Linked DNA regions of Homo sapiens: all the other regions are linked to region 2. Evidence: chromatin contacts called from ENCODE Hi-C or POLR2A ChIA-PET data. All regions are on one chromosome and are shown on one strand. The core of a region is the stretch at or near the end of the contact, and the rest is flanking DNA. Distances in the headings are between cores, read along the strand shown. Region 1 holds the start of EXPH5 (exophilin 5). Region 2 holds the start of SLC35F2 (solute carrier family 35 member F2). Region 3 holds the start of C11orf65 (chromosome 11 open reading frame 65). Region 4 holds the start of DDX10 (DEAD-box helicase 10). Region 5 holds the start of POGLUT3 (protein O-glucosyltransferase 3).

What was found. Hi-C counts contacts between places; a loop is a spot of excess contacts on that map. ChIA-PET counts read pairs that join two places held with the same protein, here RNA polymerase II (POLR2A). Pooled maps may share reads with other maps.
Region 1: a map of naive thymus-derived CD4-positive, alpha-beta T cell shows a loop between it and region 2 (11-fold over the local background). The contact joins the promoter of EXPH5 here to the promoter of SLC35F2 in region 2. A Hi-C loop is called at or near these places in 2 of 168 maps with a recorded cell type or tissue (CD4-positive, alpha-beta memory T cell and naive thymus-derived CD4-positive, alpha-beta T cell) and 9 of 50 pooled maps. POLR2A ChIA-PET finds 5 or more read pairs at or near these places in 2 of 52 experiments (K562 and activated T-cell).
Region 3: a map of OCI-LY7 shows a loop between it and region 2 (4-fold over the local background). The contact joins the promoter of C11orf65 here to the promoter of SLC35F2 in region 2. A Hi-C loop is called at or near these places in 2 of 168 maps with a recorded cell type or tissue (OCI-LY7 and naive thymus-derived CD4-positive, alpha-beta T cell), 2 of 37 single-sample maps with no recorded cell type and 13 of 50 pooled maps.
Region 4: a map of B cell shows a loop between it and region 2 (15-fold over the local background). The contact joins the promoter of DDX10 here to the promoter of SLC35F2 in region 2. A Hi-C loop is called at or near these places in 3 of 168 maps with a recorded cell type or tissue (B cell, OCI-LY7 and naive thymus-derived CD4-positive, alpha-beta T cell), 10 of 37 single-sample maps with no recorded cell type and 13 of 50 pooled maps. POLR2A ChIA-PET finds 5 or more read pairs at or near these places in 3 of 52 experiments (BJ, activated naive CD4-positive, alpha-beta T cell and endothelial cell of umbilical vein).
Region 5: a pooled map shows a loop between it and region 2 (13-fold over the local background). The contact joins the promoter of POGLUT3 here to the promoter of SLC35F2 in region 2. A Hi-C loop is called at or near these places in 1 of 168 maps with a recorded cell type or tissue (naive thymus-derived CD4-positive, alpha-beta T cell) and 8 of 50 pooled maps. POLR2A ChIA-PET finds 5 or more read pairs at or near these places in 1 of 52 experiments (OCI-LY7).

The regions. Positions count from the first base shown.
Region 1 is chr11:108,591,569-108,596,084 of GRCh38, reverse strand. It overlaps EXPH5 (exophilin 5), which reads left to right and starts at 2,317. Exons shown (of 6, transcript NM_015065.3): 1 at 2,317-2,667. The coding sequence starts at 2,549. RefSeq lists silencers at 2,131-2,430, 2,451-2,500, 2,781-2,840.
Region 2 is chr11:107,855,438-107,860,331 of GRCh38, reverse strand. It overlaps SLC35F2 (solute carrier family 35 member F2), which reads left to right and starts at 1,545. Exons shown (of 8, transcript NM_017515.5): 1 at 1,545-1,674. The coding sequence starts at 1,565. It overlaps LOC124902746 (a long non-coding RNA gene), which reads right to left and starts at 1,102. Exons shown (of 2, transcript XR_007062876.1): 1 at 678-1,102; 2 at 1-586. RefSeq lists a silencer at 1,420-1,729 and an enhancer at 1,950-2,019.
Region 3 is chr11:108,464,836-108,469,412 of GRCh38, reverse strand. C11orf65 (chromosome 11 open reading frame 65) reads left to right here and starts at 1,884. Exons shown (of 9, transcript NM_152587.5): 1 at 1,884-1,942. RefSeq lists a cis regulatory region at 1,800, enhancers at 1,728-1,872, 1,813-2,665 and a silencer at 3,697-3,991.
Region 4 is chr11:108,663,557-108,668,119 of GRCh38, reverse strand. DDX10 (DEAD-box helicase 10) reads right to left here and starts at 3,051. Exons shown (of 18, transcript NM_004398.4): 1 at 2,781-3,051. The coding sequence starts at 2,966.
Region 5 is chr11:108,495,286-108,499,853 of GRCh38, reverse strand. POGLUT3 (protein O-glucosyltransferase 3) reads left to right here and starts at 1,470. Exons shown (of 8, transcript NM_153705.5): 1 at 1,470-1,689. The coding sequence starts at 1,488. It overlaps LOC112267909 (a long non-coding RNA gene), which reads right to left and starts at 793. Exons shown (of 3, transcript XR_007062880.1): 1 at 204-793. RefSeq lists a silencer at 1,318-1,837.

The DNA.
Region 1 (4,516 bases), core at 1,068-3,567, 730 kb before region 2:
TAGCTGGGACTACAGGTGCACATGCTGGGCTAATTTTTTGTATTTTTAGTAGAGGCGGGGTTTCACTGTGTTAGCCAGGATGGTCTCAATCTCCTGACCTCGTGATCTGCCCGCCTCCGCCTCCCAAAGTGCTGGGGCTACAGATGTGAGCCACTGTGCCCGGCCTTAAGTTCAATTTTAACTGTATCATTATCACCCTCAAAACCTGTATTAGCTCCTCAGTGCTTACACAATGAAGTCTAGATTTCATCACATGGCATTCATAGTCAGAGCTCAGCCTACCTTTCAGCTCACTGTGCTCTGAGCACTAGCCCAGTGTTTCTAAACCTCTTTCTCACTACTGTCCCCACAATGCACCTTTTTAGAACTTTTTTCACAATCACCTCCCTTGTGCAATGTTAATACTTCAGATATACTGTGTATCTGTGTATCATGTGTAGATTTGTGCTTTCTACATAAAAAGAGGAAGATTTTACCCCTGTGGAGACTACATGCTCTGCCAAAACAGATCACTTAACAATCCATGAACATGCTCCAGTGTTTTCTAGCTTCCAAGCTTTTGTTCAGTCTGGCCATTAAAGAGGTTGAGGGAATATGAGAAGATTCCTAGACTGTACTTCTGCTATTCAGCACGCTGATCCCCTTGCCTAGAATAGACTCACACATCTCCTCCCACCACCCCCTATTTCTTCCTCTTGAAATCTGACTCTTCATGCAGCAACCTAAATACCGTATCCTCTCTCCATCCACTCAGTTGGCACTAACTTTTCTGTGTGCTCATGGAATTTTCTTTATTCCTCTATTATGTTCTTTTTTACATAGTCATCTTTCTATTTGTGTATCTCTCCCACTGGATTACAAACTTTCTAAAGACAAGGACTGTGTTGTTCACAGTGTGTGATGCCTTCATGTAATAGGCACCAGGATACGTTGGTTGAAATCAGTTCACTGATATACTGGAAACAGTGTAAAATCCCACCAGTGACCATATTGAAAAGTCCCATGTGTATGCTGAATAAATGAACACACTAGAAAAACTGGACACCATATACAAGACATACTCCCAAAACAGGATCATTAATACAGACACTATTTATAAAGGAGTTCTGTATTGTGTACACCATGGGTGAACAAAATTGGTTCCTGGTTCACACAAATAACAGACACCCACAGAAAGTTATCTGAATGGCTAGCTGCCTAGGCATGTTTTAAATAATGATGATCAAATGGGGTAGCCCAGAGAACAAAACACAAGTGGCAATTTTTGATATCATGTTCTTGTACAGATACAAAATTTTAATTGGGTTTATGTGCCATGAAAAGAAATGATATATGTAGAAGTACATTTTATATGTTAGTAATCATCACCACCATCTTCAAAATGACCAAATTAAGGCTATGGGGCAGGAAAGTCAATCTGACAGAGTTATTTTTGGGTAGGAAGTGAAGCCAAGATAAAAACATGTTTTCTGTAAAAGCCTTGATAATTAAAAAAAAAGTATATATGTGAATATCTTTATAAGTTTCTATTATTCTTCATTGCATTGTGGAACAATTGACTTTCTAGGAAAGCTATTTCTGTGGCTTCATAGGATTACCATTTGCTTTCACCAGAGGATTAGGTATTTTTAAATGGCATGTGTATTACTTCTCTGAGTTTATTAAGATGATAATAAAATCTTACAGAAAACTTCTAACAGGTGTTTTCTACAGTCCTTTGCTTCTGGGCTGTCTTCTCCTAAAATACCATAAACGGTTTTGTTTGTTTGTTTGTTTGTTTCTAAAGTCTAAGAATGACTTTTGTGGGACAGTGGAGGTGGGGGTGTCTGTGGGATGAGAGGCTTGGCAAATAATTCGTTTCCAAGGATACACTAATTTCCGCCCTTCAGCCAGGTTCATCCACAGTCAGTAGTGTAATTGAGTTTAGTTCTTCCTGGTCTTTCAGATAAGTAACCCTTTTGCCAGTTACAAACCCTACTTGCAATTCTATTTTCTATGGGCTCTTAATTATTGAAAGGGAGGATTAGTCATGAATCTCCTTTTTCACTCCTTTACTAATCAAGCTCAAGTTCTGCGAGCAAACAGCAACAGCAAAAGCAAATACTTTGGCGCCAACACTTAGCCTTGCCTCACTTAAGAGGCAGAATTATGTAGGCTTGTTTGCTTAACAACTCAGATAGGGGGCGGGGAGGGTGACCGGAGGGGACGAGGGAGGGGACGAGGGACGGGACGAGACGAGGGAGGGGACGAGGGAGGGGACAAGGGAGGGCCCGCCCCCTTGGAACGGGATTGGTTCCCTCTCTCCCTTTAGCCGTTCACTTTGCATCTCGGTTGGACAGGTTGAGAGAAACATGTCATTAAGGTATTGTCAATATGAGCCCTTCAGGTGTGGGCGTTCCCTAGGTTTGTGGTTTTAGACTTTCAAAGGGGCGGACTTATTATTGGCTGTGGGATCAAGTTCGTGAAACTGGTCTTGTACAGGTTGAAAAATGCCTTCCTAACAGGAGGCGCCAAGGAGCTTAAGTGTAACTCACACACAGTAAAGAAAATGACGAAAGTTCCTCCGGCGTTTGATTTCAGTTTCTTAAATGACGAAGAGGCCAGGAAGATCCTTCAGGTGCTGGAAAGGAATGAGGAGTTACAGAGGGCCGAGAAGGACAGGATCAGGTACAGAGCAAATTCATTTCTTTTGTCCTGGGCCTGGGTCCCGCAGGGGCCGGGGATCCGCGGGGAAGGCGCTGAGCTCGCGCGGGGCACCTGCCCGGGGGTGCTCCGAGCGGCTGCTGCGGAGGCTGCGGGTCGGGAAGAGAAAACTGCGCGGAGTTGCTCCCTGAAGGACTTTGGGATGCTTAGTTGGTACCCTCTCCACCCACCACATACCAGACGGGCTCGGCTGCGGGTCTGGGGTCGGGCAGGGTGGGGGGGTCCGTGCGCTGCGGGGGCCGCGCAGTGACGCTGTGCTGTGCCGGGTGTCTGCTGGGCCATCGCGGGGCGTGGGCCGTTTCAGGCAATGAAATGCGGCGGGGGCGCGATCTGGAGAGGAATCCTGGCTGCTGCTCACTCCGCGGCCCGCGCGCACCCACGTGCTCGCACGGGTCCGACAGAGCTTCCACCCTCGCCTAACGCAGTTTTCCCTCGGCACCAGAGGCGAATCTCCCCACCCAATGCGGGCAGTCAGCGAAGCACGGGAGAGCCGGCACCTCACGGGAGGCGAAAGGTCCCCACCCCAAGGGTAGGAGCTCGAGGAATTTGTCAAATAGAGGCTTATGTGGGCGAATGGGACTTGGACACACGGGGTTGGCTGGAATGGGTGGGTCTTCTTGTGCGTGGTGCTGTGGGGAGCGAGTTTCTGAGAAATTTCATCCTTGACCTTACTATACACTGTTGTAGGTGAGGGATTAGTTACTAAAGAATGAAATCCAGAGACACAGATAATTACCCAGGATGTACATTAACCAGTTTTTCTGCTGGGGAAGTGTGGGATAAGTGCTGGAATGAATTAAAGGGACTCTCTCGCCAATATTGGAATATATCCATCTAAGTCCTTCTCTAGATAACTGTGGAAGGGAATTCAGGACATCACTCTCAGACCACACTGTGTGCCATTGATTGGAATTTAGCAAGTCATTTTGTTTTATGATCAACTGCTTGCTAATGCGAGTTCCAGGTTCCCAATTCTTTCTAGAATTGCCTGTCCCCCACCGCCGACAAAAGAAACCCTCCAGGGACCCTCTTCAAATTGGAAAATCTAGTTGGTCTTTGTAGAAAGAATTAGAATACACTAAGCCCAATGCCCTGACTTCACCCTTCTCCCCTAAACATGACTCTTTGAGGGATGAAGGAATATTTGAGGTTGGGGAATATGGATTTCATACCATCTGCCTTGAGAAAAAGTGGCTTTATCATTCCCCTCCCCTGAACAGTGTAGAAAGTGTGCCTTCAGGAGAACAGTATGCCACACCCACACACACCCACGTGCATAATGTACCTACACATATGCACATGCACCGCACAAGGCACACCCAACTTTCAGAAGAAGAATTTCAGAACTGCACGGAATTTCAGTGCATATTCCAAAGGCACTAAGAAACTGCGGTTATTCTCAGTGTGTGTTATTGGAAATGTTTCTTGTCTCTGAAGAGGATGGGGCTTCTTAAGTGATCCATTGTATATTTGGGGAAATTGAGGGGAGAGTTAGAAAATAACAAGGAGAGAAGCTTTCATTTAAGATGTTATCTTGACTTTTTATTTTTGACCTGATGCTTGCTTGCCTTATTGTGTTTTCTCTATTGCAACTCACGATGCCCACTGCAGTTGACTTTAGAGGGAACTGGATCTCCACATAGATCTACACAAAGCACGTGTATCTACACAAAGCCATTGGGCTGGGCATTAGAAGGAAGGTCAAAACACATTTTCTAATTTCATGGCACTCATATTCTAATGGAAGCATCAACAGAAAAAGCCATAATGCTAAGACAAAATCGATACTGTATTATACTAATTATTAAAAGTA
Region 2 (4,894 bases), core at 296-2,795:
TGTCATTACTTTCCAGGAGCACAGGGCTCAGGTAGAATTCAACGTTGTCAATATGCAGGGTTAAATGAGTTGTTTACTTTACAAAAGTGACATCTTAAATGTGCTTCTAATGTCCTCTTGTTTCATAATATGCTTGTATTATAATACTTAATTAGTCTCTACGGATGACCACGTTCTTAGTTTCAAAGGTTTTTTTGAGGTTCCTGCAGCTGCTAAACTTGGGGTTCCTGAAGTAATATTTCATTTTCGAAAGCTGTTTTTTTTCTTAGACTCCTCTTACAGAATTGCCAGCTCGTCTGCACAGCCTGTCTATTTGAACCTACGTTTATTTTGACCCACCCCAACCCCCAAAGCAGGTGGCCAGGAAAAAATAAAAGGTCCCAACACCTTTTCTTTTGTTTTCTGGATCTCCTCCTTTCCGGAAGCAGGGGGTCAGTGACAGGAACTTTTCGACCCCAGCTTAGTGTCTCTTAATCCCTCTTTAGCCCGTGGAAGCCTCGGAAGGCGTGGCCAGGGCAGGGCATCCAAGCCGAGCGCCGGGGGTTGGCACCGTCTCTCTCCCTGGCACGGCGGAGACAACTGAATACTGAAAGACAAAACCAACACACCGCGAGGAATGAGCCACGCCTCCATCCACGCCACAAAGGCACGTTTCCAAGATCTTTTTAGGATCTTACCCATGTTTTGCAGGGAAAAGCGACACAGACCTGAAGCGCCTTCAGGTTTTTTTTTTTTTTTTTTTTTTTTTTAAGACGACGTCTCCCTCTGTTGCCCAGGCTGGAGTGCAAAGGCGCGATCTTGGCTCACAACCGCCGCCTCCTGGGTTCAAGCGATTCTCCTGCCTCAGCCTCTCGAGTAGCTGGGACTACAGGCACCCGTCACCACGCCCGGCTAATTTTTGTATTTTTAGTAGAGACGGGGTTTCACCATATTTCCCAGTCTGGTCTCGAACTCCTGACCTCAGGTGATCCACCCGTCTCGGCCTCCCAAAGCGTTGGGATTACAGGTGTGAGCCAACGCGCCCTGCCAGCCTTCAGTTATTTTAATGAAGCGATTTTGTACAAATCAGCCAGAGGGAGGGAGAGTGGGAGGGAAGAGGAGGGGTCAGCCAGTCCTTCCAGTTAGGAGAGTCCCGGCTCACTCACTGCTTCTAACTCACTGCTCACTCACCGCTTCTTAGCTTAGGAATCACCTACAATAACCTCGTGTCACTGTATCTTGTGATTTCAAACAAGGAACCCTAAAAACCTGAAGGCACACTGGGTGCCGCTCAACAATAAGGCTCGGCTGCCAAGACGAAAAAAAAATTGCCCTTTCTCCTCCTGCCACCCTGGAGGTGCCAGGTTGTAATCTGCAAATGTATTGTCTGGCCCTTAGGGCTTGACAGTTAATGATTGGTCGCTGAAGGAGCCGAGCGGAGGAGCGAGAGGGACGCGAGCAAGCGAGCGAGGGAGGGAGCGCAGGGCCAGAGCGGAGCCCCAGCCGGCCGCACAGGCACCGCCTCCCGTCTTCCGGGACCCGGCACTTCGGGGGTTTTGGGCGCCGGAGACGCGCAAGGGCGCCGATGGAGGCAGACTCGCCAGCGGGCCCCGGCGCCCCAGAGCCCCTCGCGGAGGGAGCGGCGGCCGAGTTCTCCAGCCTGCTGCGCAGGATAAAAGGCAAACTCTTCACCTGGTGAGTGGAAGGGGCGTGCTGCAGCTCCGCTGGGGCGTGGGGGCGGCTGCGGGCCCTGCGCGCACGTGGACAAGGAGCACACTCTCTGAGGCCCCCAGCAGGGAGGCAGAGGTGGCGGCCGCACGGACTTCGGTTCGGGGCTCAACACGCACACCAGGTATGGTGCGCTTCACCTGGCGTCGGGAAGCACTTGGTGCGTCTCCCTCGGCTCCCGTTTCGAAATCGTGGCGATGTATTTTGGAGGATTTGGGGGGAAACCCACCCTGTGGCACTATTAGGTCGGTCCTCTGGGGCGTTCCGCGGTGGAGGGACGAGGTCCCCGGGGATGCTGTGAAGGAGGAGTGCCCACCTCGGGCTGGGCAGGTGGGTGAGCGCCACTTCCTGGCGCCGGCGCCCTCATTCCATCTGCTGCCGAGCCAGCCAGACTGGGCGCGGTGATTCAAGAGTTGACCGAAGTGAGAAATCCTGGTTAAGTTTTGTGCTGCTGCCGGGTGGGAGACCAGAGCCGGCTCTCTCTTCCTGGGCCTGAGCGAGGTGATATAGCCACCCCCAGGGCTGGGGTCCAGGGAAGCCTGTTTGTGGTATCACTATGCTCTGTGCGAAGTAGGGACAAATGTTTTTAAGGAGTGGGCAGCGACTCTAGAAAGCGTTTCTGTGGTTGCTGGAGGACTTGCACTCTGGAAATGAGAGAACCCAGGACCTAAATAGTGAAAGACATTTATTGGGCACTCGCTCTGTGTCAGGTACTGTGCATAACAATTTATATGGATAATATCAGCTAATCCTCACCACTTTAGGAGATGGTACTATTGTTATATCCACTTTGCCGCTGGAGAAACAAAGAAGGCTAAGCAATTTGCCCAAGGCCACAAGATGATCTTTAAGGGGTGATGCGTTCAAGCCGTAGTCTAAACAGCGTTGGCCACTGACAACTCATGAAACAGATATTTGATTTTTTTTTCATATTAACAAAGCGAATTTCCCTTTAACGATTGTGAAAGATAGTCCTGAAAAGCCATACCATTTTAAAAACGAGATCGATAAAGGTGTAAGCATTTTTTATCATATAAATAGTTTGAAATTGATGCATGTGTTTAAAGGGGAAAGTTGGCCGAAAACCACCTTGTAGCATCCAGTTGTGTATGTCCTGATACATTTGTTAAAAGTTCTCAGCTGGGAGGCAATTCAGTGTAATGGCTAAGGGCACTCACATTCTGGACTCAAATCCTGGCTGGGTGACCTTGGACAAGTCAGTTCTCTGTGCTCCAGTTCCCTCCCTTCCCTCCCTCTCTCCCTCTCTCCTTCCTTCCTTCCCTCTCTCTCCTTCCTTCCTTCCTTCCCTCTCTCCTTCCTTCGTTCCCTCTCTCCTTCCTTCCGTCCTTCCTTCCACAAGTCAGTTATCTGTACTCCAGTTCCCTCCCTCCCTCCCTCCCTCCTTCTTTGTTCCTTCCTTCCGTCCGTGTCCGTCCGTCTTGGACAAGTCACTTAACTTCTCTGTGCTCCAGTCTCCCTCCCTCCCTTCCTTCCTCCCTTCCTTCCTCCCTTCCTTCTGCTGGGTGACCTTGGACAAATCAGTTCTCTGTGCTCCAGTTCCCTCCCTCCGCCCCTCCCTTCCTTCCTGCCTTCCTTCCTTCCTGGACAAGTCACTTCTCTGTGCTTCAGTCTCCCTCCCTCCCTTCCTTCTTGGACAAGTCACTTAACTTCTCTGTGCTCCAGTCTCCTTCCCTCTTTTCCCTCCCTCCCTCCCTCCCTTCCTTCCTTCCCTCCCTCCCTTCCTTCCTTCCTGCCTTCCTTCCTTCCTTCCTGGACAAGTCACTTCTCTGTGCTCCGGTCTCCCTCTCTCCCTCCCTCCCTCCCTTCTTGGACAAGTCACTTAACTTCTCTGTGCTCCAGTCTCCCTCCCTCTTTTCTCTCCCTCCCTCCCTCCCTCCTGACGGAGTCTCATTCTGTCACCTTCCTTCCTGACAGAGTCTCATTCTGTCACCCAGGCCTGAGTGCAGAGGCTCTATCTCAGCTAACTGCAACCTCAACCTTTCGGGTTCAAGCGATTATCCTGCCTCAGCCTCCGAAGTAGCTGGGATTACAGATGTATACCACCACGCCAGGCTAATTTTTTCATGCTTTTAGTAGAGATGGGGTTTCCCCATGTTGACCAGGCTGGTCTTGAACTCCTGACCTCAAGTGATGCACCCACCTCCGCCTCCCAAAGTAGTGGGATTACAGGCGTGAGCCACCGCGCCCAGCCTGTGCTCCAGTTTTCTTATTTGTAAAATGGAGATAATAACAGTACCTACCTTGTAGTGCTGTTACAAGGTTACTATGCAGGAAAGGGCAGACAGAGCCTGGCTCCTTTCAGTGCTCTATATGGGTTAGTTGTCACCATTAGCTCTCTATTCTTGGGTGATGGGAACATTTGGTGATTGCTTCAGGAGATGCCAGTGGCCTTGAGGCTGGGGCAGATGATATGGCAAGATGTATGTTTAACAAGATGTGATAAGAATTAACAATGATTTTCTTTTCTTTTCTTCTTCTTCTTTTTTTTTTTTTTTTTTGAGACAGAGTTTTGCTCTTGTTGCCCAGGCTGGAGTGCAGCGGCACGATCATGGCTCACTGCAACCTCTGCCTCCCGGGTTCAAGTGATTCTCCTGCCTCAGCCTCCTGAGTAGCTAGGATTACAGGCGCCTGCCACCATGCCCGGCTAATTTTTAATACAGACAGGATTTCACCATGTTGGCCAGGCTGGTCTTGAGCTCCTGACCTCAGGTGATCCATCTACCTCAGCCTCCAAAAGTGCTGGGATTATAAGCGTAAGCCACCGTGCCTGGCCTGATTTTTTTTTTTCTCTCCTAATGTTCTGATACTTTTGGAATCCGGGTATGTTTTATAATCAGTCTAGTAGCCTCCTAAATATGAGATTTCTTTTGTCTATGAATGTCCTTTTTATGTATCTCTTTGAGGGCTTTTTCCTTTCTTGTGGAATAGCAGTTATGGGCATTTTTTTTTTTTAGACAGAGTTTCACTGTTGTTGCCCAGGCTGGAGTTCAATGGCGCGATCTCGGCTCACCGCAACCTCCGCCTCCCGGGTTCAAGCTCTTCTTCTACCTCAGCCTGCCAAGTAGCTGGGATTACAGGCATGCACCACCACACCTGGCTAATTTTGTATTTTTTGTAGAGATGGGGCTTCTCCATGTTGGTCAGGCTGTTCTCGAACTCCCAACCT
Region 3 (4,577 bases), core at 635-3,134, 610 kb before region 2:
TATTTCATCCAGTACATTTAGGAATTTTTGTTCTAAATTATTTACTGGCTTAGTTTTGCAGTTTTTTAATTTAAAATTTTTAAATTGTGGTAAAATATACATAAATTTATCCTTCTAACTAGTTTCAATTGTACAATTCAGTGGACTTAAGTACATTCACATTGTTGTGTAATTTTGAATTTAATTTTTTTTTTTTTTTAGAGGGAATCTTGCTGTGTTGCCAGGCTGAAGTGCAATGGCGCTATCTCGGCTCACTGCAACCAACCTCTGCCTCCCGGGTTCTATCAATTCTCCTGCCTCAGCTTCCTGAGTAGCTGGGACTACAGGCAGCGCGCCACCAGGAGATTGAGACCATCCTGGCTAACACAGTAAAACCCCGTCTCTACTAAACATACAAAAAATTAGCCGGGTATCATGGAGGGCGCCTGTAGTCCCAGCTACTTGGGAGGCTGGGCTAATTTTTGTATTTTTAGTAGAGAGGGGGTTTCACCATGTTGTCCAGGCTGGTCTTGAACTCCTGACCTCAAGTGATCCGCCCACCTCAGCCTCCCAAAGTGCTGGGATTACAGGTGTGAGCCACCACACCTGGCCTGAATTTAAATTTTTTAACCCAGTTTCTATTAGATTGAAAATTAAGATATACATAATGTTTCCATGACTATATTTTTACAGTTTATTGTTCATAACTACTGTGTATTAATGCATCAAGGCAACTACATAAAGAGGAACTGAAGCTCACCCCTTGCTTATGATTGTGATGATTTTAAAGAACTCTGGAAGTTCAGTGAGTCACTGAATTAACCTACCAAGAATTTTTTCTGTACAAATGTTTTCATTATACAGGGAAATTTCTCTTCAGGTGTTTCTTTTCCCTCCTTAAAAGTTTATCTTCCTTACAAACAAATTATATTCCATGCATGAACATAGGACGAACATAGCAAAACTGGGCAGTTCTGAACAAGATTTTTTCACATTGCAATAATCTGTGACCAACTAAAGCACTGCCAAAGTGTCAGACTCAGAATTCAAGCAAGTCAGACTTGCTTTAGATAAGCAGTGCTTGCATTATTTAAGGTCATTTGAAAACTCATTCAAGAGGTCGTCTGTTTTCACTTAAAGCAGTTTAGCTTAACCAGCTGAAGAGCTTACATTTAGAAATAACATTGGACTGCAAGTCACGTATTCTTTGACCTTGAGCAAGACCTGTCAAATAGCTAGAAGGATCAGTTGTCTCATTTTCAAATGAATAAATTAAACTAATTAAATAGGCCGGGCGCGGTGGTTCACGCCTGTAATCCTAGCACTTTGGGAGGCCAAGGCGGGAGATGGGGTAGGGGGGGATCGCTGGAGCCCAGGAGTTCAAGACCAGCCTGGACAACATGGAGAAACCCTGTCGCCACTATTAATAAAAATAGAAAAATGAGCCTGGCGTGGTGGTGCACTCCTACGGTCCCAGCTACTCGGGAGGCTGACGTGGGAGAATCACCTGAGCCAGGGGAGTTCCAGGCTGCAGTGAGCCGAGATCGCGCCACTGCACTCCAGCCTCGGCCACAGATTGAGACCCTATCTCAAGAAAAATTTTACAAAAATTAATAGAAAATATTTCATTATATTTCTCAACATCTTTAAGGTTCTTGGTTGAAATGACTGGGCTTTATTATATACTAAGCCCAACTTCGTAGACAATCACTTTGCTTTCCCTTCCAAAATCCTTTGCCTCAAAGCCACTGACAATCGAAAGCGGGCTTCTAACAGAACCAGCAGCCTTCACAAGCGGTTGGTCTATATCCCCTGCACTTTGTCAGAGCGCGAATAGAGGAAAGGCGGGGCCTAGAAGGCGGGGCTAGGAGGGCAATGGGGCGGGACAGAACGGATTGAGTTACGTCATTTCCGCCTGCGACGTTACCTAGGAGTCCAGCGGCGCCCGGGCCAGCAGCGATTGGTAGGTGAAGGGAATAGTGTCCCTTCTCTCAGCGCGTACTACTGTTCCGGTAGCCTTTGTGCCCACTGGTTTGAGCCTTCGTTGTTTCAAGGCCCTAAAGAACCCATACCCTTGATACCATTCCCCATCCGCCCCTCTTAAGGACGTTTCATTCCTCTAAAGCCCTCCCAGCGAGGCCTCCAGCTGGTTTACAGTCCTGCCCGGGAGTAACCCCTTCCTCAGAGCTCCTTTCCTCGCCCTCGGTGAAGTTGCGTCGGGCTGGTTGACAAGTCCTTACTGCTCATACTGCGCCTTCACAGATCCCCACACCCCAATCCTCCGCAAAGATATTACTCCGTCCACCTTCCCGCTGACCGGGAAGTACACATTAATCTTCCTTAGATTTTTCCTCATTTCTTTCCTTTGCCCCCTCCCATTTGTTTTACGTCTTTTCAGTTTTTTTAGAGATGGAAAAGGGAAACGCGTTTTTAAAGAATAGGTTAGTTTTTCTTCTCCTGCCCCTAGCATCAAGGACCACAGGTAAAAAGGAAAAGCGAAATTACGAAACTTATAAAGGCCACGCGAATCATTTGTTTATTCAATAAATTTAGTAGAGGAAACAAAATAGGACGTATACAGGTTCCAATTCAAGCAAAGTAAAGATTGTTTGCTGCTTTAAAAGTGAAACCAAGAATCCAAACACGTCTTGTGGGCTTTTTTCCACGAAGCGTAAAAATAAATAAGTGAAAACATCATCTATTATGATAAAAAATTTTATTGATTAGGGATATAATAAGCTTGGAAAATACTTATCTGTGAATCTACAAGTGGCACATGGGTGTAGTAAAATACTTCATTGCCTGAGCAGTTGTTTGATAGTACATTTTATTTGGTTAGTTTTTTGTTGTTGTTTGTTTTTGAGAAGGCATCTCGCTGTGTTGCCCAGGCTGAGTGCAGTGGCGTGATCTCAGTTCACTGCAACCTCTGCCTCCTGGGTTCAAGTTATTCTCCTGCCTCAGCCTTCCGAGTAGCTGTGACTGCAAGTGTGCGCCACCACACCCAGTTTATTTTTGTATTTTTACTAGAGACAGGGTTTCACCATATTGGCCAGGCTGGTCTCAAACCCCTGACTTAAGGTGATCTGCCCACCTTGGCCTCCCAAAATGTTAGGATTACAGGCCTGAGCCACCAGACCCGGCCTGGTAGTACATTTTAGTATCTTAAAACTTATGAAGGGTTTTCACAATGGTTATTTTATCTGGAGCATCATAATAACCATATAAAGTCGATCTTATTTCTTATCTAAAGCCAGCAACGGTCCCACCCTCCTTTCTGCTCCAGATGGTGTCCTCTTACACCTACTCAAAGGTTTTACCATTTAACTTATCCCTTTTTTTGCCCCTTTAAGTTCTCCGTCACTTTAATTTCTCCCTCACTACTGGATGGTACATTTTAACATGCTTTAGAATCTGTCGTTTTTTGTTGTTGTTGTTGTTTTTTTTTTTTTTTAGACCGAGTTTCACTCTTGTTGCCCAGGCTGGAGTAGTGGCATGATCTCGACTCACCGCAACCTCCGCCTGCCAGGTTCAAGCAATTCTCCTGCCTCAGCCTTCCTGAGTAGCTGGGATTACAGGCATGCGCCACCACACCCAGCTAATTTTGTATTTTTAGTAGAGACGGGATTTCTCCATTTTGGTCAGGCTGGTCTCAAACTCCCAACCTCAGATGATCCGCCCACCTTGGCCTCCCAAAGTGCTGGGATTACAGGCGTGAGCCACCGCGCCCAGCCTTTTTTTTTTAAAAAAAAACCTTTAATCCATTCTCACTCTCTAGCTACACCCCATTTTTCTGCTCCCTTACAGCACTCCAAAGAATTACTACTGTACTTACTGTCTCAACTTTCCCACTTCCTCAACCCAACCCAAACTTCCTTCCCTGCTTACTCCACTGAAGCAGTGCCTGTACAGTCACTAGTGACTTTATCTGGCCAAATCTCCCTTTTTTTCCTCTGTATTTACTTGCCCTTGCAACAATATTTGACACAATTGAATATGTTCTTTCTTGAAATTGTGGAACTTCATTGTTTATTTCTGAATCAGATAATTTTGAATGCTGGAATATATTTCCTCTATATTTTGTGTATTCATAAACATATAATGGTGGCATTTATGACATACTTTTTTGGCAGCTTCTAAACACCCTTTAGCCTATGTCACTAGAGAAGCAGGAAGCAGGTGTATGCAGAAAGCCCGTGTAAAATTATTTAGATCAAAGTATTCAATAAACTGGTTCAGGATTTTCAAGGGATTTTTAAGATCCAGTGTTAAATTTCCACCTACAAAATTGGGAATGTATTTGGGAAAATGATGAAATTGTGATGAATTAATGCTAATGCTGTCACGTTAAATAACACACACACTACATTGATAACAGGTAAAAAATCTCACAGTTTAGTTCTTGGAAAGTATTAAAAGACCCATTTTAATCCTAATATCTAATTTACGTTTAGTTTTTTACTTTTCTAAAATTTAGAGTCAAGCATTCCCATAGAATGTTTATGGGCATAAATTAGACACCATTTTTGAGGACAGTTTGGCAGTGTTAGGTTTCAATATGCACGCTGTTTTTTTTAATGAAGTTATATTGTATATATCTG
Region 4 (4,563 bases), core at 1,802-4,301, 810 kb before region 2:
CAAGAAACAAAAAAGAATAATCCAATGCTGCCAACCAGAGCAAAGCCACCTGGGAAAGGTCTAGTCTTACAGCAAACAACATCTAAACACTGACTGAGCACCTATTCAAGGACAAGCACTGTGCTACCAGACTCTGGGGAGTGCAAAGACGAGTGTATCACTGGTTGCTGACCTTGAATGTTCATGGTCTAGTAGGAGAGTTTTTTTAAAAAAGTTAAAGAAGCCAATCATCGCAGACAGTTGATAAATGTTGTCATAAAGGTATCTACAAAATGCTACAGATGCACAGTAGCCCTAACTCGGTCAGGGGAGGTGATGAAGAGAAGTTTGCACTAAATCTTGAAGGAAGAGTACCTTTCCTTAGAGTGGGCAGATGGGTATGCTCACTGCACACAGTGGAAACATCAAGTACCAGGATGAGAAGCACAAGAAGCATGTACAATTCACAAAACTGCAAGCTGTTCCTTCATATATGCCTATCATGTACCACTTGGTGTATACACATTATCTCATTTGGGCCTTACAACACTCTGGGTGGCTAATAACTTCGGTTTTTTGAAAGAAGAAACTGAGACTTAGAGGGATGAAGAAACCTGGCTAGCCAATACCTGAAGAGTGAGATTTAAACCAGGTCAGCCTGACCACAAATAACTTACTCTGCAGCAGACTAGAACATGTTGACACGCTGTATTTGACAATTTTTCTAAAAGTAACTGTGAGCCAAGGAAGGGTTCTAATCGGCAGTAAAATGATTAGATCTTCATCTTGGAAAGAATCATTCTAGCAGAAGTACAGAGGACAAATTAAAAGGTTTAAGGCCTAGGGGACAAAGCCCATCAGCCACCTGTTTCACTAATTAAAGTTTTACTGAAAAACAACACCCATTCATTTAAGTATTTCTATGGCAGCTTTTGTATTACAAGGGAACAATTGAGTAGTTCCACCCTTAGGACTACAAAGCTGAAAACATTCACTATCATTTACAGAGAAAGTTTGCTGATCCCTGTTGAAAGCAATATTTACTATAGTAATCCAGGCAAGAGATGATGGGGACTGAAGACAATGCAGTAGGGATGAAGAAGCATTTGAAAAATGTAAGCAGAACAGATCAGCAGTGTGACCGACTGGATATAAGAGTAGGTAAGAGAGAAGTAGCTAAGACTGCTCCTAGGTTTCTAGCTCTACGGTCTGCTGAGATGGTGGAGCTAGGATGTGGTGCTGAAAATGATCCCAACTCATGTCCATGTATTAACTTCTGGAAGGGATGAATGTTACCTTACATGGCAAAAGTGACTTTTCAGATGTGATTAAATTAAAGATCTTGGGATGGGGTGATTATCCTGGATTATCTGTGTAGGCCCTAAACGCAATCGTAAGCGCCCTTATAACAGAGGAACAGAGATAGACTGACACAGGAGAAGGCAGAGACTGGAGTTATGCAGCCACAGGCCAAGGAATGCCAGCAGCCACCAGAAGCTACAAGAGGCAGGAAACAGATTCTCCCCTAGAACCTCTGGAGGGAGCAAGTCCCTGCTGACACCTTGATTTTGGCCCAGTGAAACTGATTTCAGACGTATGGCCTCCAGAACTGTGACAAGGTAAATCTCTGTTGTTGCTGGGCTTTTTTGTTTGTTTGTTTAAGACAGAGTCTCACTCATGTCACCCAGTCTGGAGTGCAATGGTGCGATCTGGGCTCACTGCAACCTCTGCCTCCCGGGTTCAAGCGATTCTCTTGCCTCAGCCTCCCGAGTAGCTGGGATTACAGGCACCCACCACTAGGCCCAGCTAATTTTTTTGTATTTTTAGTAGAGGCGGGGTTTCACCATGTTGGTCAGGCTGGTCTCGAACTCCTGACCTCAAGATCTCTGTTGTTTTAAGCCGCCAAGTTTGTGGTAATTTGTTACAATGGCAACCTTAGTTACAAGAATGTTCCATCTGTTAAATCCCTGATTGTACTGCACTAGAAGGGGGCTGAGAAGCTGAAAGATGTGGGTGAAGACCAACAAACATGGGATTTAGGGAAAGGGAAAAGAGGAATTGACAGACCTGTGGAGTCTGGAGGTTGGGGGAAGAAGTCAGGAGGTCAAAGTGATCATTACAGGTATACTCATCTGGGAACACCAGCTACAATGTGGGGATGATAGGTGACAGAAACAGACCAGCGGTCCAGCTTTTCTAGGCCAATTCTTGGATGGGGACATGAAGCCTGTGGAGAAAATGAGGTGGCCACAGGAAGGAGCATAGATGATGTTGAGGGATGCAGTCTGGCTTCATGGTTAAAAGCAAAGGCTTTGGGATTAGAAAGACATGGATCTAGCTTCCAATTCCACACCACCTACTAAGCGTGAAAGATTCGGACAAGTTTCATTCCTCTTAGAACCTCAATTATCTCATCTGTTAAATAGGATTATTAATATCCATACCTCAGATCAAGTCAAACAATTACTGTAAGCACATGGTGAGTGCTTAAAAATGTAGGTGTCATTATTACCACTATTGTCATCAGTATTATTAATATGAATATGACTGTAGCTATTACAGCATTAGTCTCCCTACCCTTAGGTACGGCCGCATTTCTATTATTTTTTTAGGAACAGTGTGGCAAGCAGAAGAGTGGCCAGAACGGTGCAGAGGTTTGAGCTGTGGCACCCGGCGTGACCTCTCATTCCCGGCCGGGTCCCGGTGACAGATCCGCCGCCTCCACTCTGCAACTCCTCGCCGCAGTGAGACGCTGCCCCGCTGCTGGCCGGCCCGAGCCCCCTCCCCAGCGCCGGCCTCACCTTTTCATAGTTCTGCATGAGGCGGCTGATACTCTCGCGCTCGACCTGCCATTCGGGTTTCTTCAGTTGCTTCCTCAACTGCTTCTTTTTGTTCTGCCTATGGCTGTGTTTTTTCTTCCAGCGATTGAAGCTCCGCACCGGGTCGGGTCGGGCTCCCGAACCCGGAGAGTTGGCCGTTTTGCCCATTGCGGCGGCGGCGGCGACAGCTCGGATCAACCCCAGACACGAGACACCTAAGGCCAGACTCACGGAACCAGCATGGGACAAACGCACAGAGGCGCATGCGCGAACTCAGAAGCCCGCCCCCGAGCTTTTGAAACCGGGGCACGCGCCAATGACGTCAGGAAAAGGAGGGCTGTGATTGGCGAATTGGCTCCTGCTGGGAGGGGCAGCCTGGGGAAACGGGGGCGCAGCACTCCACGGAAGGGGGCGAGCTGAGCCGAGCCGGGAGCACGCCGGCTCTTTAAAAAAAAACGCATGCGCACTGTTGTTGTTACTATGGTGACGTCATACACTGACCCTTTAAGGGCTATTAACACATTTGCTCCAGGTTCAACTTTGCTAAGCGTTCGTGAGTATGTGTGTAAACACATACAATCTGTGAATGAAAATTGTGACCCTCGTTTTGCACTTTTCGGGCCAACGAGCCAAAAGATTTGCCCAGAAGTAAACAGCTAGTTAGTGACTTCTGATTTCCATCCATGGTGGTTGTACTTCCTCAGGAATAAAAATGAATATTCTATATTCTTCTTATGCCCCTCTGGGTTTTCCTTTTCCTCTGGGCCCCTCAGACTCTAGCTGCAACAGCAAGGAAACTGGAACGGAATCAAATTGAATTTGCCTTAAAATGCTTTTATGGAGACAAAATGATAACTAAACGTAAGGAGGTAGGTAATAGAGGCCGGGCACGGTGGCTCACGCCTGTAATTCCAGCAATTTGGGAGGTCGAGGTGGGTGGATCACCTGAGGTCAGGAGGTCGAGACCAGCCTGGCCAATATGGTGATGCCCTGTCTCTGCTAAAAATACAAAAATTAGCCAGGCGTGGTGGTGCACACCTATAATCCTAGCTACTTGGGAGGCTGAGGCAGGAGAATCGCTTGAACCCCGGGGGCGGAGGTTATAGTGAGCCAAGATCGCCCCACTTCACCACAGCCTGGGTGAAAGAGTGAAACTCCGTCAAAAAAAAAAAAAAAAGGAGGTAATAGAAAAGTTATTGCAAGTTGGACATTTAAGTGAACTGGCTTTCAATGAATTGAATTTTTTGACACATTTACCTACAGCCTCCAGGAAAACACCGGATGTGGGTGGGAGAGCTTAGCTGTAGCAAAGGAGATTGGAAAATTGAGTTCAAAGTTCACAGGCAGAATTTTGGGCTCTCAAATTTCCTTTCCAACCCCACATATCCAGATCACTACTCTCAACTCTATGCCCATCCTCCAAACAAGACATGGCTTATTGGAAGGGAGTGAGGACAGGAGGTGAACAAGAGAATTTCCACACTCAGGAACACTAGATGTGGTAGACAGTAAAGCTCAATAAGGAGTGATTACATGAAAGTGTATATACATCCTCAAAAAATTAAAAATAGAACTCCACGTGAGCCAGCAATTTCACTTCTGGGTATGCATAGCCAAAATAATCGAAAGCAGGGTCTCAGATATTTGCATACCGTGTTCACCACAGCACTATAGCTAAAATGTGGAAGCAACCCAGGTGTCTATCAACTGATGAATGAGTAAACAAAACATAATATGTACCTAAAATGGAATATTATTCAGCCTT
Region 5 (4,568 bases), core at 221-2,720, 640 kb before region 2:
CTGATGTTTTGGGCATTAAGTTCCCCCAAGAGGGTGCAGAAATCCTGTGTCCATTCTGGGGTGTGAGTTCCTTCTGGATCATTCAGCCAGAGGAGAATCTTTATTGGCTTTAAATAAATTCAGATCTATTAACAATCCATTAACAAATTTGTATCCATTAACAAATTGGATAAAATGATCAAAAAAGAGAGGCAGATAGTAACCTTGACAATCTCTTCCTGGATCCAGCGTTCATCTTCTGAGGAGTGGTGGAGGTGGCTGAGACCAACCACGCACCACCACCCCTTCTCCCACTTCGATTACAGAGGCTTTGAGGTAAAGCTCGCACAAGGGCTCAAGGCAAGGCCTGGTCTTCTGCCACCCCAGTGCCCAGCTCCTCACTCTGGGCTTGGCCCAAACTCCGTGGATGTTCTGTAAACACCTGCTGGAAGAAGAGGAGTGCGGGAGGAAGCGGGGAAAGGGATGTGTGGGGTGGGGGGATCACGGTTCTGTGAGGGAGGCTGCTAAGCAGAAAAGCAACAAAACCGGCCACAAGAGAACGGTGCTGCTGTGAACAGAGGGCTGTGAGGGAGGGCGGGGGGCGTGACCTTGGCGCTCATCTTGTAAACTCGGAGACATTCCTTGGGAAAAGATATTTCCCTAAACTACATCGATCTTGGGGCCGGACCCTTTCATCGTCCCACAACAATCACCACCGGGTCTACGTCCTTTAAAAACACCTGAGCGGCGGACCCGGTGGCTCATGCCTGTAATCCCGGCACTTTGGGAAGCCGAGGCGGGCGGATTGCTTGAAACCAGGAGTTCAAGACCACCTTGGGCAACATAGGGAGACCCCGTCTCTACAAATAGTAATAGTAATAATAATAATAATAATAATAATAATAATAATAATAATAAATTAAATTAGCCAGCGTGGTGTCGTGTGCCTACAGTCAGTCCCAGCTACTCGGGAGGCTGAGGCGGGAGGATCTCCTGAGCCCACGAGTTCCAGGCTGCAGTGAGCTGTGGTCGCGCCATTGCACTCCAGCCTAGGCGACAGAGCCAGCCCCCTTGTCTGTATAAAAACAGAGAAAGAAAAGAGAAGAAAGAAGGAAAGGAAGGAAGAAAAAGAAAGGGAAAGACCACTGGAAGTGGAGGCCAGGCGTGCCTGAAGCCTTGGCAATCAACAGCCAGCGCACACTCGCAGCCTCGGTCTCTGGGCGGGCCTCTCCACCCCTTTCCTCCACGGGGCCTATGGGGCTGCGGGGAGGAAGGGGCGCACCCATCGTCGACCCCTACAGGGCGCGCAGTGGGTGATTGCGGCACTGGCTCGCGTTCCCGCCCGAGGGAGACGAGGCGGGACAGCGGGCGGGAAAGGGAGCCTGCGCCGCAATCTTTCCCGCCCGAAAGACCCGCCCCGCGGTGGGCCCCAGTCCCCGCCCGGTCCGCGGCGCTGCCGGCCCCTCCTCGCCGCCGCGGAGCTGGACCGCAGTTGTGCCCCGCCGACCATGCGCCGCCTCCCGCGGGCCCTGCTGCTGCAGCTGCGCCTCGCCCTGCTGGTGGCCGCGGGGGCCCCGGAGGTGCTGGTCAGCGCGCCGCGGAGCCTGGTGTGGGGGCCCGGGCTGCAGGCGGCCGTCGTCCTGCCGGTCCGCTATTTCTACCTGCAGGCGGTCAACTCGGAGGGCCAGAACCTCACTCGCTCTCCCGCAGGTAGTGTCCAGCCGCCGGCCTCCCTCGTCCCGCGGCCGGGTCCCCGCGCGTCCCCGCCGCCCGGGAGTCCGCCCGCGGCCTGCGTGGCGTCCCTCCCCGGCGTGTGTCGCCCCTTTTTGGGTCTGGTCAGCTCCTCTTCCCTCCTCCCGCCCATACTCAAAGCGGGCAAAAATCACCACGAAAGTTTGTGGAATGAATGAATGAATGAACTTGAAGGGCCCTTCCGCATTTAATGTGCAGGGACTGATGTTGCGAATGGACGGCGCCCGGGCGTTACAAGGAGTGTGCCGTGAGTCACACGTTGCCTTCCATCTCGGACTTAGTTGTCTGAACTGTGAGGGATTGCAGGGAGCGCTTTCCAGTGGTGAGTCATCAAGCCGACGGATCGCGTCGGATTACATGGCTTAGGCCTGGTGGGTTTGGAGCAACGAAATCCTACGCAGAGGAAATGTCAGAGCCGTAGGAAGGAGGAGGGGTTTACGTGTTAGTTTTTTGTTTCCTTTTTAGTTCTGAGTTTTTGAAAGCAGATTACAGGAACTAGGGAAACTCAGTAGAAATCATTCGGTTTTCCCTCCACGGAGGGTGAGATGGATCTCGTCCTGAATCCCTTTCTGCCCGGTCCTCCTCCCACGTTGTCCTTCACGTCTTAACCTTTGCAACTTCTTAAAACTTGTCCTGCTGGTTTCACGCTGTTGTCAGTCAGGATTTGCTAATGTATAATTTGGGGCTCTGGCCAACTAGCACCTTGTTGTATCAGCGAAGAGACAATTAGAATAAACCAGTGCCTCTGCCCCTGCTAGTCCAGCTGGGAACATAGCTGCCAGAAGTGTGTCCCAACTTGGGAAAGGGGTAAGGGGGTCTTGACAGCTGGGCAAAGCAGAGAATTTAGGAACCAAACATAATTCACTTTTAGATTTAATGATTTTTAAAATTTCATTCATTCAAGAAATACTTCTTTGATGTCTACTTCTGTGTTTGGTAATTCTGCTGGGAATCTAAGGATGAAAAGACAATGCCTGACCATCAAGGAACTTACAGTCTGTTGGTCAAAGACATGCAAATAACTGATCACTGTACAAGATAATTGAAGGTATGTACAGAGTGCAGTGGCAACATTGAAGCACTGCCAGAGACTGGAGAAATCCAGGAAGATTTCAGGAGCAGAGACTTGAAGGATGAGAAGGTTTGCTGGGCAGGCATATAGAAGGACGCCATGGCATGTGCAGAAGCACAGAGGCGTAGGAGACCGTGGTGTTCGGGAAAATAAGTACTGTAATTTAATGATACTGAGCGGAAAAGCCTGGTTGATTGTAGCCTCTGGTCTTCAAGCGCCTTGAATGCCAAGCAAATGACTTTATAACTAGATAAAAGAGAGCCACTGGAGAAATTTGAGCTGAGGCAAGAATCTGCCTCTCCCTTAACTACCTCAGTGGCTTGTTTTCTACATTTGATTCAGAACACCACTCCTGAAGTTGTCTTTGGGCATTGCTTTGATAACGTGTCTACCAGTTAGACCCTAAATACTCAGACAACTGGTTTCATATGCATGATATGCATTTAGGTAAAATAATTCCGACTCTATTGACAGAAACGCATGTGTGTATATCAGGGTTTCACAAACTTTTTCTTTAAAGGGCCAGATAGTAAATAATTTAGGCTTTGTAGGTGATATCATCTCTCACATTTATTCAGCTGTGCTTTGTAGCCATGGACATATAACAAACCCGTTTATGTTACAATAAAACTTTTTATGGCCACTGAAATTTCAATTTCATATAGTTTTCCATAAGTCACAGAATATTATTATTTTGATTTTTCTCCAACCCCCCTCCTCCTTTTTTTTTTTTAAGAGACAAGGTCTTTGTCACCCAGGATGCAGTGCAGTGGTACAGTCATAGCTACTGCAGCCTCAAATTCCTGGCCTCAAGGGATCCTCTTGCCTCAGTCTCCCCAAATGCTGGGATTACAGGCATAATCCACCATGCCCATCCCCATTTTAAAAATATAAGAATCATTGTTAGCTTACAGGATTTACAAAAACAGGCACTGAGCTGGATTAGCTAGTTTGTCAATCTCTAATGTATGTTAAAGACTCTCAGTTAAAATCCAAATGATACATGACTTAAAGTTGTGTATATGTTTTATATGTACATATATTATATATACATAAATATATTTAAACAAACGAAAAAGTTTACAGACAGTTTCTATTAAATATCTTAACAGAAGGAAAGTTACATTTATGATTCTGCATGGTTTACCCCTGTGATCTGTGACTTTTCTTTTTTTACCTTTTTTAGTCTTAGAAAGACTTCTCAGCCTGGGCAACATAGCAAGATTCCATCTCTACTTAAAATAAAAATTTTAAAAATTACCTACTTGGGAGGCTGAGGCAGAAGGATCAGTTGAGCCCAGGAGCTCAAGGTTGCAGTGCATTATGATTGTGCCACTGCACTCCAGCCCGGGCAACATAGCAAGACCCTTTCTCTAAATAAATAAATAAAATGGAACTTTTTGGACAACCTTACTTTCATTCCTTTGGATTCCCTTTGTTTCCTTTCAGGCCTCTTGATTTCTGGCTTCCAGTTAAAAAGGTGCCGTATAGTTCTGAAAACTCACCCAACTAGTTTCTTACATTTCTGCCACCAACATTCACTTCCAAGTCCTGAAGTCTTTCCCTCTTCAAGAACCAACTGAATAGCTGGTTATTCATGCCTTGTAATCTCAGCACTTTGGGAGGCCAAGGCTGGTAGACTGCCTGAACTCAGAAGTTTGAGACCAGTCTGGGCAACATGGCAAAACCCATCTACCAAAAAAATCCAAAATATCAGCCAGGCGTGGTAGTGCACAGCTGTGGTCCCAGCTACTGGGGAGGCTGA